Regions from separate parts of the Mus musculus genome. Here region 1 is linked to region 2. A link is a loop called in an ENCODE intact Hi-C map of the cell type or tissue named here. Cell type or tissue: gastrocnemius. All regions are shown on one strand. Each heading gives the region's core, and the rest is flanking DNA. Links, peaks and the distances in the headings are about the cores only.

What was found. Peaks named below come from ENCODE experiments on the same cell type or tissue, not always from the same donor. Only the 100,000 strongest peaks of a DNase experiment are listed, where the experiment ranks them.
Region 1: it touches region 2 in a loop (7-fold over the local background); 23 of 42 quality-filtered maps call a loop at or near these places.

The regions. Positions count from the first base shown.
Region 1 is chr2:155,762,083-155,768,881 of GRCm38, reverse strand. No RefSeq gene overlaps it. Among named protein-coding and RNA genes, the nearest start is that of Mmp24, 9.9 kb to the left of the region's middle. In gastrocnemius, for the core only: a CTCF peak has its summit at 3,655 (motif pointing right); DNase peaks (open chromatin) are centred at 3,682 and 4,021.
Region 2 is chr2:155,692,628-155,699,426 of GRCm38, reverse strand. No RefSeq gene overlaps it. Among named protein-coding and RNA genes, the nearest start is that of Trpc4ap, 3.6 kb to the right of the region's middle. In gastrocnemius, for the core only: a CTCF peak has its summit at 2,986 (motif pointing left); a DNase peak (open chromatin) is centred at 2,948; H3K4me3 peaks cover 678 bases; H3K27ac peaks cover 1,064 bases.

The sequences.
Region 1 (6,799 bases), core at 806-5,805, 70 kb before region 2:
TTACTAGGCTTAGGGTCACAGCCTATGCCCCAGAGGCCTGTCCTCAGTGAGCCAATTAAAACAACCAAATTGATTGTGGGAGACACACACACACACACACACACAGAGGAAAGGAGAAGGAGAAGGAGAGGGAGAAGCAGAGGGAGGGGAGAGGGAGGAGGAGGGAGGGAGGGAAGGAGAATGTGGCCTCCATGAGATTTAGGACACAGAAATCCAGCAGGGCCCCACCCTGCCAAGTCGTCCTGTTTTCCCAATGTGGCCATATTGAACAACACCTTTTCTCCTTTCTACTATTTGGCCCTTTTTAGTTGGCTTATTGAGGACGGGTAGCCAAATCTGGCATATTGGGGCACAGGCTGTGATCCTAAATCTGGTAACAATATGACAAACATGATGGGATTAAAAGGCATAATTTGGGGTGTCAAATCCCCCCCCAAAGCAAATGGAGCATGGATGGAGAGGAAAGACTGGAGGGTCCTGGCTACTGTTGAAACTATTCATCCCATGGACATTTTTTTCTTTCTTCCCACACTAGCCTGCATTAGCTGCGTTTTTATGGGCGTCTGAACTTGGCTTGCTGGAACACAGGCTGCGACCCCTAAGTTGGGTACACAGTTGCTCTGTAGAAAGAAGCAGGTTGAGAGACAGTCTCCAGGTGAAAAGGCTAAGACTGAGCATGCGTGAGACCAAACAAATCATCGCAGCTCAGGAATCGGTCTCCCAGAACTTCCGAGGCCTCTGAGGTCATTCTGGACTGGGGAAATCCAGGAAAACAAAGAAACTTACCAAAAGAAAGGAGCCTTTGAAACAAAGCTGTATAAACAGATAATATTTTTAAAACTCAGTTTCCATGTAACACACAGCAATCATGACCACGTGAGCAGTAACAACAGACTGTGACACTTTAATTGACAGGACATGGGGAACAAAAGCTTGGGGAAAGGAAAGGGTTAAATATCTAGGGTCAGAAAAGCCACCCCCAACCCCAGCTTCTATTCCCCCCATCTCTGATTTTGAAGCTAGCCCCAACTAGTTTGGAGGTAATTCCTGCTTATGTTTCCCCCTGACAAGCATCATCAAAGTGGGGCACTATGTGCCCATCATCAAAGGCCACACACAGTGGGGCACTATGTGCCCATCATCAAAGGCCACACACAGTAGGACACTATGTGCTCACTTTAAGAAGAAGTAACTTGTAAGTTAGGAAATTATTTTTTTAACGTAGCATTAGTATATATATTTTTTTGTTTTGTGAAACAAAGTCTTACTATGTAGCTTATTGCTTTTTTTGGTTTTGTTTTTGTTTTTGGTTTTGTTTTGTTTTGTTTTGTTTTGTTTTGTTTTTGTTAACTGGACACAAGCTAGAGTCCTCTGACTGAGAGGGAAAACCTTCACTGACAACTTAAAAAAAAAGAGCGAATTATTTTTATTTTATGTGCCTTCATTTTATGCATGTGGCTCATGTGTGTGTGCAGTGCCTGAGGGGGCCAGAGGAGGGTGTGTCAGATCCCCTGGAAAGATTGCTAAAGATGGCTGTTAGCACCATGTGGGTACTGGGACTCAAACTCAAGTCCTCTGGAAGAGCAGCTAGTGGACCTGTCTCTCCAGTCCCTCTGTCGACTGTTCTATGTCCTTACTTCATGCATCTCTCTCTCTCTCTCTCCCTCCCTCCCTCCCCCCACCTCTCTCTCTCTCTCTCTCTCTCTCTCTCTCTCTCTCTCTCTCTCTCTCCTCTCCTCCTCCTCCTCCTCCTCCTCCTCCTCCTCCTCCTCCTCCTCCTCCTCCTCCTCCCTCTCATTTTTGTTTTTGTTTCTCAAGACAGGGTTTCTCTGTGTAGCCCTGGCTGTCCTGGAACTCACTCTGTAGACCAGACTGGCCTCGAAATCTGCCTGCCTCTGCCTCCCAAGTGCTGGGATTAAAGGCGTGTGCCACCACCTGCTTCTTTCTTCTTTTTGAAATAGGGTTTCAGTTAGCCCAGACTGGTCTTTGACTATCTCGTGTAGACATATATCCTCAATTAATTAAAAAAAAAACAAATAGAACTTTTTTTTGCAACAGGATCTCAAACTTGTGATCCCCTTGCTTCAGCTTCCAGAGTGCTGGGATGACAGGCAGATGCCATCGTGCCTGGGTCTCTGCCTTGCATCTGTCTCCATGCAGGACCTGGTACATGATTTACAAGGCCCAATGCAAAATGAGAACTCAGAGCCTCTTGTTAAAATATAAACCTGTAGCTGGGTGATGGAGGTGCATGCCTTTCATCCCAGCACTCCGGAGCCAGAGGCAGGAGGGAGCATCTCATCTCTGAGTTTGAGGCCAGCCTGGTCTACAGAGTGAGTTCCAGTACAGCCAGGGCTACTCAAAAAACCATTATATATATGTATGTATGTATACATACATACATATATATATATATATATATATATATATATATATATATATATATATATACACAGACACACACATATATTTATACACATATGTGTGTGTGTGTTAATCCCAGCATTAGGGAGGGGGGCAGGAGGATCAGGGGAATGGTCATCATTGGCTACAAAGTGAGTTCAAATCTAAGCATTTGAAAATGGTAGAAGTGGAACATTTAAACCCTGTGGGGCCCCATGTGAGTGAAGAAGCCACAGCCCATGAGACTGGCTCAGACCCTGAGTGCCACCTTAAACCCACTTTTTCCACATGGCCTATGAAGGAAGAACTTGCCTGTGACTTGCTTTGATGAGCTGCCCTTGAACTTTTCACCCAAGTCACACTCACTCCCTTGGCTCTTCTACATCTCAAAAAAAAAAAAAAAAACCACCTAATTATTTAATTGTGCATGGGAACATACCATAGCACAACTTGTGGGGAGTCAGTTCTTTCCTCCCACTATGTGACTTGAACTTGGGTCCTCAGGTTTGGCAGCAAGCACCTTCAGTTGCTGGGCCATCTTGTCTACCTTGAGTTGTTTTTTAAGCTGTTTATTCTCCTTAACTCTCTGGGCCTTCCCTTGAGTTTTCGTTCACTGGTTCTATCTCTTCACCGTAACTGCAGGGATTTCTCAGGATGCTTAGAAGCCCTCTTCCTATTCTATGTGTCCGTCCATCACTGCAGTTAAAATACTACCTGCACTCTCTCTGCACACATGACAGCCCCAAAGTTTTATCCCCAAGGGTGCTAGTGTAGATCCCAACCTACTACATCCTCAGCCCCGCCACTCACCTAGCCTTATGCTTTCCTTCCTCGTGGAATTTCCCAACTGCAGCAGACCAAGCCAAGCTCCTGTTCTTGTCACTCAAAATCTCATCTCCTCCTAAGTGGTCTCAACCGCATTCCAGATTCTTCTATACTCATCCTAGAGACCTGTGCAGCACCCTTAATATGGCCTTAGCTTTCTCCATTGCCAGCCAGTAAGTTTTTCCTATGGATTCCACTTTATGCAAGATTCCCTGAACTTCTGGACTAGGCCACACACCCTATTTTGTACCCTAGATCTCGTACTTCACAGAGATCATATAACTGTAATTAAGTAATCATTTGTGTGGTTTCATCTTTTCCATGGGTTCAGACCATGTCTGAATGTCTCTAGCACACTATAGGTTATCAATGAATACTTTTTACATAAATAAACAGAAGCCCACTATAGAACTGTTGTTTGCAATTGGGTGTCCAGTAGGGGGCAGCAAAACATAAGGAATGGAAGGGGTCCAGGCCGCAGTCCTCAAAAGGTGACTTTCAGACAAATCAAGGAACCTTCTGGGTCTCTCTACTTCTGTGGGAGTGGGGGGGGGGGGGGAGTCTAATGCTCTTTCCCCTGAATCAATCGAGATACATAGCTTTAAAGAGGCTGTCATGCTGCACAAGACAGTGTCGGTAGCGTCAGTTAGGAGGGCGTGGGTTTGAGGACTGAGCCTGCTGTGACTAGGGACTGCACCGATCTGGAAGAGTGGAAAATTAAAGCTGAGAAAGAGACTGGCCCATGCCCAGAGCCAGCCTGGAGCCAAGCTGTGAGGTCAACCCAGTGTGTTCATGTCACAAGTTCCTCCCTGTTCCCTGAACATCGCCCGCTTCTGTGGCAGTGTCCAGCGTCCTGTCTGCGACACTCTGGTCTCCTCCCACCACGCCTTCCCCTTGCTGGGTCCTGGCCCCTCAGAGGCCTGCTCACCACCCGCCCATGATTACAGTTAACCTGACATCCTGACTGAAGTGCTGAACTGTATTTTCACATCATCCCCAGTGGAGCAGGAGCTGGACCGTCCCCATAGAGAAGGGGTAACCAGAGTATATGGAATGAATGCCACCAGATGAGACTTCAGGTCCCGTGGAAGGTGAGGGAAGGAGCAGCTAACACTGTTGAAGCCAGTCCCAAAATTATACTGAAAAATATATCTCGGCCCGCGGCACCTGGAGAGATTGCGTCCTTGTGATGCGGGGAGACAGCTGGTTAATTCATACCCAGTGAGGTTTCTGTTTGGGGAACACAGTAGGATACTGAGAAGAGCGTTAGAAACATGTAGCCACGCAATAAAATTGTAGAGACGTTCACTCTCCAAAAATGTCCTCTGTCATTTGAATTCAAGCCTCCCTCTCCCCCTTATGCCCTGGCCACACCTATCTAACCTCACCAGATCTGCCTTTCCCAGCAGGTCAAGGAATGACTCAAGGCAGAACGTTGAAACTTGGCTTCTTTCACTTGGCATAATGGAGTTTTTGGCCATTTTTAAAAGTTGGCACACAAAGTGATGGGCTTGACTCTGGCATTTCCCACATGTCTTTATCCTCTACTCTGGTTTCTTCCTCTTCCCCCTTTGCCTTCCTTGCTCCTCCTGCTCTACTTCCTCCTCTTCCAACTGTCCCCTCCTCCCACTCCAAGCCACATGCACTCCAATACCCTCTCACCCCACCCCTGTAAGGATTTATTTATCTTTATGTTATGTGCATGGGTGTTTTGCTTGCATGTACATCTGTGTGCCATGAGCAGCAGAGCTAGTGGTGGCTGAATGAGGGAGTCTGACCTTCTGAAACTGGAGTAACAGAGATGTCAGCACACATGATGTGTGTGCTGGGAACCAAAACCTGGTCCTCTGCAAGAACGATGCTCTTAACCACTGAGCCACCTCTCTAACCTGCCGGCACTTAAAGATTCCTCCTTACTTCTCTCATGGTCTCCTTTTAAGTTCTCTCTCTCTCTCTCTTTCCCTCTGTATCTGTCTTTCTGTCTCTCTCTTTCTCTGTCTTTCTGTCTCTCCCTGTCTCTCTTTCTCTCTGTCTGTATCTCTGTATCTCTGTCTGTCTGTCTGTCTCTCTCAAGTATACACACACACTTAAAATCTAGCTTCTTCTGCTCATGGGAGAACCACAAAGCATCTGTAGTTTTGAATCTTGTAGCCACCAGTGGCCACGGGTTCCTGGGTTCCTGAAAGGAAAGCTGGGGATGGATGGGAAAGATGGCGAGAGAAATAACGAGGCAAGACAAAGTTTTCTGATCAAGGCTCAATCTTTAATTGTAAGGTCTTGAATTTAAAGGGGGGAGACCCATCCCCCACTTTGCCAGGATCTCATTGCTTCGTCAGGATCTTGTCAGGAAAGCAAGCTCAGGCTGTTCAGCAGGTGGTGGGTTCACAATAGACTTTACCTAGGTGGGAAGACTCCACGCTAGGGGGGCTAGCCGACTGTGGCAGAAATGAGGTCTGATTCAGCCCACTCAAGGCTAGGGGGGCGGGCACAGAATCTGGTCTATTCCACTTAACATAATGATTTACGTTTTCTTTTTCTTTTTTTTTTCTTTCAAAGATTTATTTATTGTTATATGTAATTACACTGTAGCGGTCTTCAGACACACTGGACGAGGGCGTCAGATTTCATTACGGATGGTTGTGAGTGGTTGCTGGGATTTGAACTCAGTGCTCTTAACCACGAGCCATCTCTCCAGACCTACATTTTCATTTTCCTGCAAAGGTTTCATTTTTCTTTGTTTGATCAATTAATTCTATAGCTGCTCTTCCCCCACCCACCCCATTTTATGGCTGGCGTGCTGGACTTCATTGTTTCTTGCCGTCTGCTGCTCTTGAGTTTGACTTGTTGTCATTTTCAGAGACCCTGTAGGATCAGCTTATTATCTACTTGAGGTCAAGTCAGGTGTTTGACGAAAGCATGTACTCAGGGCTTCGAGTGCTCCTTCTAGAATGATCTTAACTGGACCCCAACGATTCTGCTAAACTGTACTTTCATTTTCATTTGGCTCTAGGAATTTTTAAAATTTCCCCATTGATTTTTTTTCATTTTTGTTCTTTAAAAAATTATTGATCATTATTTGAGAAAAACATCTTTTTAAAAAGATGTGCTTACTGTTTTTTTTGTTTTGTTTGTTTTTTGTTTTTCTTCAAAATTGAAAGATATCAAATAAAATAGCACACACTTGAAATGAAAGGATATTTCTTTTTCTTTCTTTTTTGAGATAGGGTCTCATTGTATAGCCTGGCCTGAAACTTGCTATGTAGACCAAGCTGGCCTTGAACTCGCAGAGATAGATCTCTGAGTCTTTGCCTTCTGAGTGAGAACTGACAATAGGGTTTGTACTATAACACCTAGTTTCACTCTTGAAGGATACTAAATACACAGAAGATTTGTAAACTGGATGACTGTCTCTAGAAATATGTGGGAGCACATTTCCAGAGGCCAGAACTTGAAGTATTTCCTATGTTTAATCACGTGAAGCAGCCAGTTCTGTTACTGAATGGCTGTGTCAGAAAATGACATTAAACTTACTTTGAATTCTGTTTCTCAGAATTCCCCATTCTCTGGATGA
Region 2 (6,799 bases), core at 935-5,934:
GTAACCTCCCATGCACACTTTTGGGAGCAACTCTAATTAATCTCAATGGATCCCAAACAAAAAGAAGACGTGGAAATAGGAGGAGGACTTCCGGGGAAGATGCAGGTTTTCACCAGAGATAGGGGGATGAGGAGGAACAGAGGGTGAAACTAAACATCATCAGAGATGTGTATGAAACTGCAATGAAAATTGGAAAAGAGAGAGCATTTTCATATATAGTTCATATTTCCATTAATCAGTAGTTCTCAAATGCTAGGTGGGATCAATGGAGGGGACCTGGAAAAAAAGTGATTGGCAGAAGCATATTGTCCTCAAATCAGAGCCGCCTCTCCTTGGGAGTGGAGACTGCACGTGGAGCAGGGAGCTCGGGGACTTTATAGGGTGTAAAGGGGCTTTGGGGGATGGAAGATTCCACCTGTAGGTCAGTCCCCCCTGTGTCCTCAAAATGCCAGATCCCAGTGGGGTTTGGTATGTTGTGGGAAGCCACATGTGCTGTTGCAGGGTGGCGCTGGCTTCTGCTGGCCACCACACATACATAGGCAGTAAAGTTTTTTTTTGCCAAGATGAGGTTTTGAGAATTAACCAAAATTAACCAATCAGATGAGAGACAAGTTAACCAATCAGATGAGAGAGAAGTTAACCAATCAGATGTAGCCATACAAATGAGGTGGTAAGCATAACCCAAGCACAACCAATCCGGGTGTGAGACACGCCTCTCCTAGGCCTATATAAGCAGCACCAGTTCTGGACTTGGGGTCTCTTTGCCTCTGCAAGCAAGCTCTCCTAATAAATGTGTGTAGAAGGATCCTGTTGCAGCATCGTTCTTGTTGGCCAGTCTGGCGCGAGCAAGAGTATGTGACTGTCCTTATCAGAATCTCCTAAATGTCTATCAGCCAAAACAATTTTCCTGTCTGGTGTTTCCCAGTCCACCTAAGGCTTTTAGGTCATTAACCTTTCGTTAATGTAGTCCTAGTATAAGTGCTCAGAGGGGAAAGGTATCCCTAATAGAAAGAAGTGTTGTAGCACTGCAGGGAAATGTATCTTGGCAGTCAAGACCAAGGAATACCACAAGGTCACTCTGTACAACAAGCCTCACACAAGAGATTTATTGGGAAAGACACTGGAAGGTGGCTGCCTCTGTTTGGGCCGGCAAGAAGCCACAGGGAACTGTGTGGAGGCAAGCTTTACATAGGGTTTCTTGTGTGTGTGTGTGTGTGTGTGTGTGTGTGTGAGAGAGAGAGAGAGAGAGAGAGACAGACAGACAGACAGACAGACAGACAGAGAAAGACAGAGAGAGCGAGACAGAGAGAGTGTATGTGTGTGTGAGAGGTGTGTGTGTGTGTGAGAGAGAGAGAGAGACAGACAGACAGACAGACAGACAGACAGAGACAAAGAGAGAAAGACAGAGAGAGCGAGACAGAGAGAGTGTATGTGTGTGTGAGAGGTGTGTGTGTGTGTAGCTTTCTAGTGTGAGGATAGGTGAGATTTCAAGTCCTGAGCTTGGAAGAAATCCAAGGATTGGTGAGTCTTCAAAACCCAATAGTGAGCTCAGACTTTTTACCCTATACCCAGTCCAGTGTCTCCAGCATCCCCTTCACCAGGTTAGTTTTTCATTTTTTTGTTTTGTTTTGTTTTTAATGGATTTCACTGTGTAGCTCTGGCTTGGCCTTCTTGATACTTTCATGCTTATTGGAGCATGTGTTTGTTCTGAAGAGAAAAACACTGAAATATTGAGGTGAAATCTCATAGCATCTATAATTTTTTAAAATGGCTTAGAAAAAAAATGGTTTGGGTCAGCACAATGGCTCAGTGGGTAAAGGAGCCTGCTGCCAAGTCTGACGACAACGAGCTCAAATCTGGACTCACATGGAGAAGTAGAGAATCAAGTCATCCCCTGACCATCACACACAAACCTTGGCATGCGCATACCCAAACTCAAATCCAGCCTCCAGAAAATTAAGAGACTTAGCAGAATGAACTTTCTTCATAAGTATTTATCTACCTATGAGTATATATGAAGATATATATCATGTATTACATATCGTACATCTACATAGGGAGATATCTATCTATCTATCTATCTATCTATCTATCTATCTATCTATCTATCTATCTATCTATCTATCTATCTATCTATCCATCCAGAACATAATGACGATAATGGGTAAGTATAAGCGAAGGATACATGTGTGCTCAGACTATAATTTTTCAACATTTCTGTAAATTTGAATTTTTTTCCCCAAAAACGCTGAGGAGAGAAAGTGAAAGGGCAGGAGGGTTAAGTGGGTGGCCAATGGTAAGTGCTCAGGAAAGGGCGGGCTTTAGACCTAGTGCAAGTTGCAAGAGAGCAGGGACTTTTGTTTCCTTTGCACAGCATCCCCAGTCCCCGTGACAGCGCCTGGCCCATAGGCGATAGAAAATGTTTAAAACAACAAGTCACTGGGCCAGTGAGATGGCTCCATGGGCAAAGGCGCTTGCCGCCAGACATGACATGAGTTCAAGACCCAGAACCCACAGGTGAAAGGAAAGAATAGACCTCCCCTCTCCCTCCAGTTGCTCTAATCATTGGGAGGTTGTATATTAGAAACAAAATGTGAAAAATAGTCTCCAAAATGATACCACAAGATGAAGCACAGTTACACGGACAGTTATTACTATGGTCTGAATATAGTAATGTGATTTTTCTCTGATTATGACTTCCCCAGGATTAAAAGAAAAATTACTCTTAAAAAAATTGCCCTAGAAAAATCTGTACGTGTAATTGAGGTGATCGTGGTAGTTAATTTAAGGACGGTAATATTCTAGGAATGGCAGCATCGCATGCGGTGGCACCACTGAGATTACTGCAAAAAATTAGTCAAGCCTAGAGTTTCCATTTGTTTTGTTTTGTTTTCAGTGTTGACCCAGATCCGCATCAACAGGCCACTTGGCAGAAGGATGCTGCGCCCCCTGGTGGTGAGAAGCAGCTGGGAGAAGCTGACAGGCAACAGATAAATTGCACTCAGCCTTCCCACAGGTTTCTGGAAACCTTTCTCCTTACTTCCTAGTATTATGGCGCCCTAAAGACTGACCTCGAGGTGAAGGGTAAGGCTTTTTAAAAAGAGCTATTTTTATTAGTTTTAAGTGTATTTGTGTGTTCAGGGTATGCTCACGTGATTGCAGATGCTGGTAGAGTCCAGAAGAGGGCATCAAGTTCCCCTGGAGCTGGAGTGAACCTCCTCCCAGTGTAGGTGCTGGGAAGGAACTCAGGCTCTGGGCAGGAATGGTGTGCACTTCTAACAGCTGAGCTGTCATTCTCCAGCGCTGCTTGCTCCGCCTCTTATGTGTGGTTTTGTTTCCAACTTGGCTGCTTTTTTTTTTCTTGACTAATTGCTCTGTCTTCTAGAATTATACTAACGAGAATGCTAATTTGCTGTAGCGCTAAAGGAGTGTTATTGAGTCAAAAGAAGTCCACATTACATATTGATGAAAAATTGCACTCTGGAAAGGCATCTTGGTTAGCCCTCTCGTCTCCAGCATTCTACTCTGGGGAGAACTAAGAAGGCCCTTCCCCCATATTTATTTGGCATCTTTATCCTATGAATTGCCTATTCCTGCTCAGCTATTAATTTCCTAACATTGATTTATTCTCTCTCCCCCTGTCCCCCCCCCTGTGTGCACGCACACGCGTGTGCATGTTCATAGGAAGGAATGTCATGGCACTTGTGTGGAGGTCAGAGGTTAGCATTCAGGAAAGAGCTCTCTGCTTCCACCATTTGGTTCCCAGGAATGAAACTCAGGTCTTCAGACTCGACAGCAAGTGCCTTTGCCCCCTGGGTCATCTCACCAGCTATCCCCAACTCTTCTATCCATTGTGTGGTTTGGCTTGTAGCAATCTTGTAGGAGTGGCTGTATTTATCTGTTCATCGATCCACTGATCAGATCAAAACAAATGTTATCGCTGACTTTATTCCAGGTACTGATCTGGGTACTGGGGATGGGTGTGGCAAAGTACTAAACAGATCACAACAACTGGAGAGATGCACAGAGTAATGGGTTATATGTCAAGTAGAGAACACAGGTATGGGGAGCATAAGAGACAAAGCTTTCTATCTGTGCTCAGGGAAGTAGTCTTTGATCAGAAAGAAGGGGGTGGGAAACCTAGCCTCTCAGACAACTACCTGGGGTGGAGAACTTGAGGCAGACTGGACAGAAAGCTCTTCATACATCCTAAACTAACTTTCCCAGAATGCCGTGCGCTTTCTATGCTTGTTCATGCTGTCTCGCTTAGAATGTTGAGGTCAGTTTTATTAATCTTCCTGTCATGGCTCTGGACTTTATGCTTAAGAAGGCATTTCTCCCCCCAAATCGTAAAAGATGGTCTTCATTCACTGCTGCCTTTTAATGCTTTGTACTTCTAACAGCTCTGTGCACATATAACTTATATTTCAAAACCCACTTATTTTGGATTTTTGTGGGTGTGAATCTATGCCGGTGTACTTCTCTGTCCCTAAACCCAGTTTTAAAACTACACTTTGATTTTGTTACATTTATATTTCTAAGATGAATTTTAGATTTAACTGTAAAGTTAAAGACCTATTTCTTTTGTTTTGTTTTGTTTTGGTTTGGTTTTTGCTTTTTGTCCGTTGGAAAAAAAATCTCCTTTATCACAGGATAAACTTCCTGTTTCTGATTCTTCTCCAACAATCACAAACACACAGGGTTTTATTTGGTTCATTCAGATTTCATGATGGGACAATTGCACTGAAAAATGCAGGTTTTTCTGTTTTCTTTGTTTTGTGTTTTGTTTTTTGTTTTTTGTTTTTGTTTTTGAGACAGGATTACAGATTACTCTGTGTAGCCCTGGCTGTCCTGGAACTCACTCTGTAGACCAGGTTGGCCTCGAACTCAGAGATCAGCCTGCCTCTGCCTCCCAAGTGCTGGGATTAAAGGGTGCGCCACCACTGACCGGCTTTTTTTTTTTTTTAATGCAGTTTTATGGCTTTTATTTTATAAAGTTTTTTCCTTTTTTAAAAAATTATTTCTTTTACTTTTGAGAGTATTATGTAATTATGTCATTTTTCTTCCCTTTCCTCCCTCTAAACCCTCCCTCTTCTTGCTCTCTTTCAATAAAAAAATTTAACTTTAAAAATTACATTTAGGGGCTGGTGAGATGGCTCAGTGGGTAAGAGTACCCGACTGCTCTTCCGAAAGTCAGGAGTTCAAATCCCAGCAACCACATGGTGGCTCACAACCATCCGTAACAAGATCTGACTCCCTCTTCTGGAGTGTCTGAAGACAGCTACAGTGTACTTACATATAATCAATAAATAAATCTTTTAAAAAAAATTACATTTAGGGCTGGCGAGATGGCTCAGCAGGTAAGAGCACTGACTGCTCTTCCAGAGGTCCTGAGTTCAAATCCCAGCAAACACATGGTGGCTCACAACCATCCGTAATAAGATCTGACACCCTCTTCTGGTGTGTCTGAAGACAGCTACAGTGTACTTATGTATAATAATAAATAAATCTTTTTTAAAAAATTACATTTAAGCCGAATAGTGGTAGCACGTTCCTTTAATCCCAGAACTTGGGAGGCAGAGGCAGGCAGATTTCTGAGTTCGAGGCCAGCCTGGTCTACAGAGTGAGTTCTAGGACAGCCAGGGCTACACAGAGAAACCCTGTCTTGAAAAACAAAAACAAAAAAACCCCAAAACAACAAAAAAAATTACATTTAAAGTGTGTGTGTGTGAGAGAGAGAGAGAGGGAGAGGGAGAGGGAGAGGGAGAGGGAGAGGGAGAGGGAGAGGGAGAGGGAGAGGGAGAGGGAGAGGGAGAGGGAGAGGGAGAGAGAGATTGATTAGAGGGCAGTTTGGAGGAATTATTTTCTCCTTTCACCAACATGGGTTCATTGGACCCAACAACTTAGGTCGTCAGTTTTGGCAGCCAGTGCTTCTACCCACTGACTCATCTCTCCTTATCCTATTTTCTTTGTCTTAAACCAGGTCACCAGGCAGTGATCTGCTGGAGCGAGTGGGAGCCACACCTTGCAAGTAGCATGCAGATGTCAGTCACAGTCTAGTTTGCCTTGGCAGCGATCTCAAATGCCTGCTGTTGTTCCACTGCAAGTTACTTATTACATCATTTCACTTTTTAAGGACTTTTGGTTTGGGCAACAAATTATAGCCACCTTAGTTACAAGTAGCAAACTTCATGGCATCCTAATTTGGCACACTCAACTTATTTTTGTTACAAGATAGCCTCCTAGAAGAGAAAGTGGGGAGAGTCAGCACCACCCTGCTTCCGAGGTTTGTCGGAGCCAGTGAATTCAGTTCTACTTGCGGGGAAAATGAGGGCAATATTCTATTTGATAGGGGATACAGTTTGCCAAATAAATAACTACATTTGTTTGTGTGGATTAGCTGTGGTCCCCTGAAACCCTCGTCCCCTAACAGGGCCCTCTGCTGTTCTGCTTATCACCTCGCCCTCCACCTCACCTATATATTCAGTATGAGGAGTACAGCTGGTGCCTTTAGGAACTATTTTTTGACATCTATCTGTAAATGAAATATTTTTCGCCATTTTCTTCGAATAAGCAATAGCATTGATGGTCCTTTACGTCTCATTTACATAAAGCACATATTTGTTAATTGTAATAAAAATATTAGTTGACTAGTCTGGCTCCCAGGACCTAAATATTGAATGGACTGAGGGCTAGGGGTAATGTGTAGTGACTTGGCTAAAGTCAATTGTAAAAGGAAGGGGACACGTGTCAAGTGTCAACTCTGGCCTAGGGCCTAGAATTTTTCCCTGGACACTGG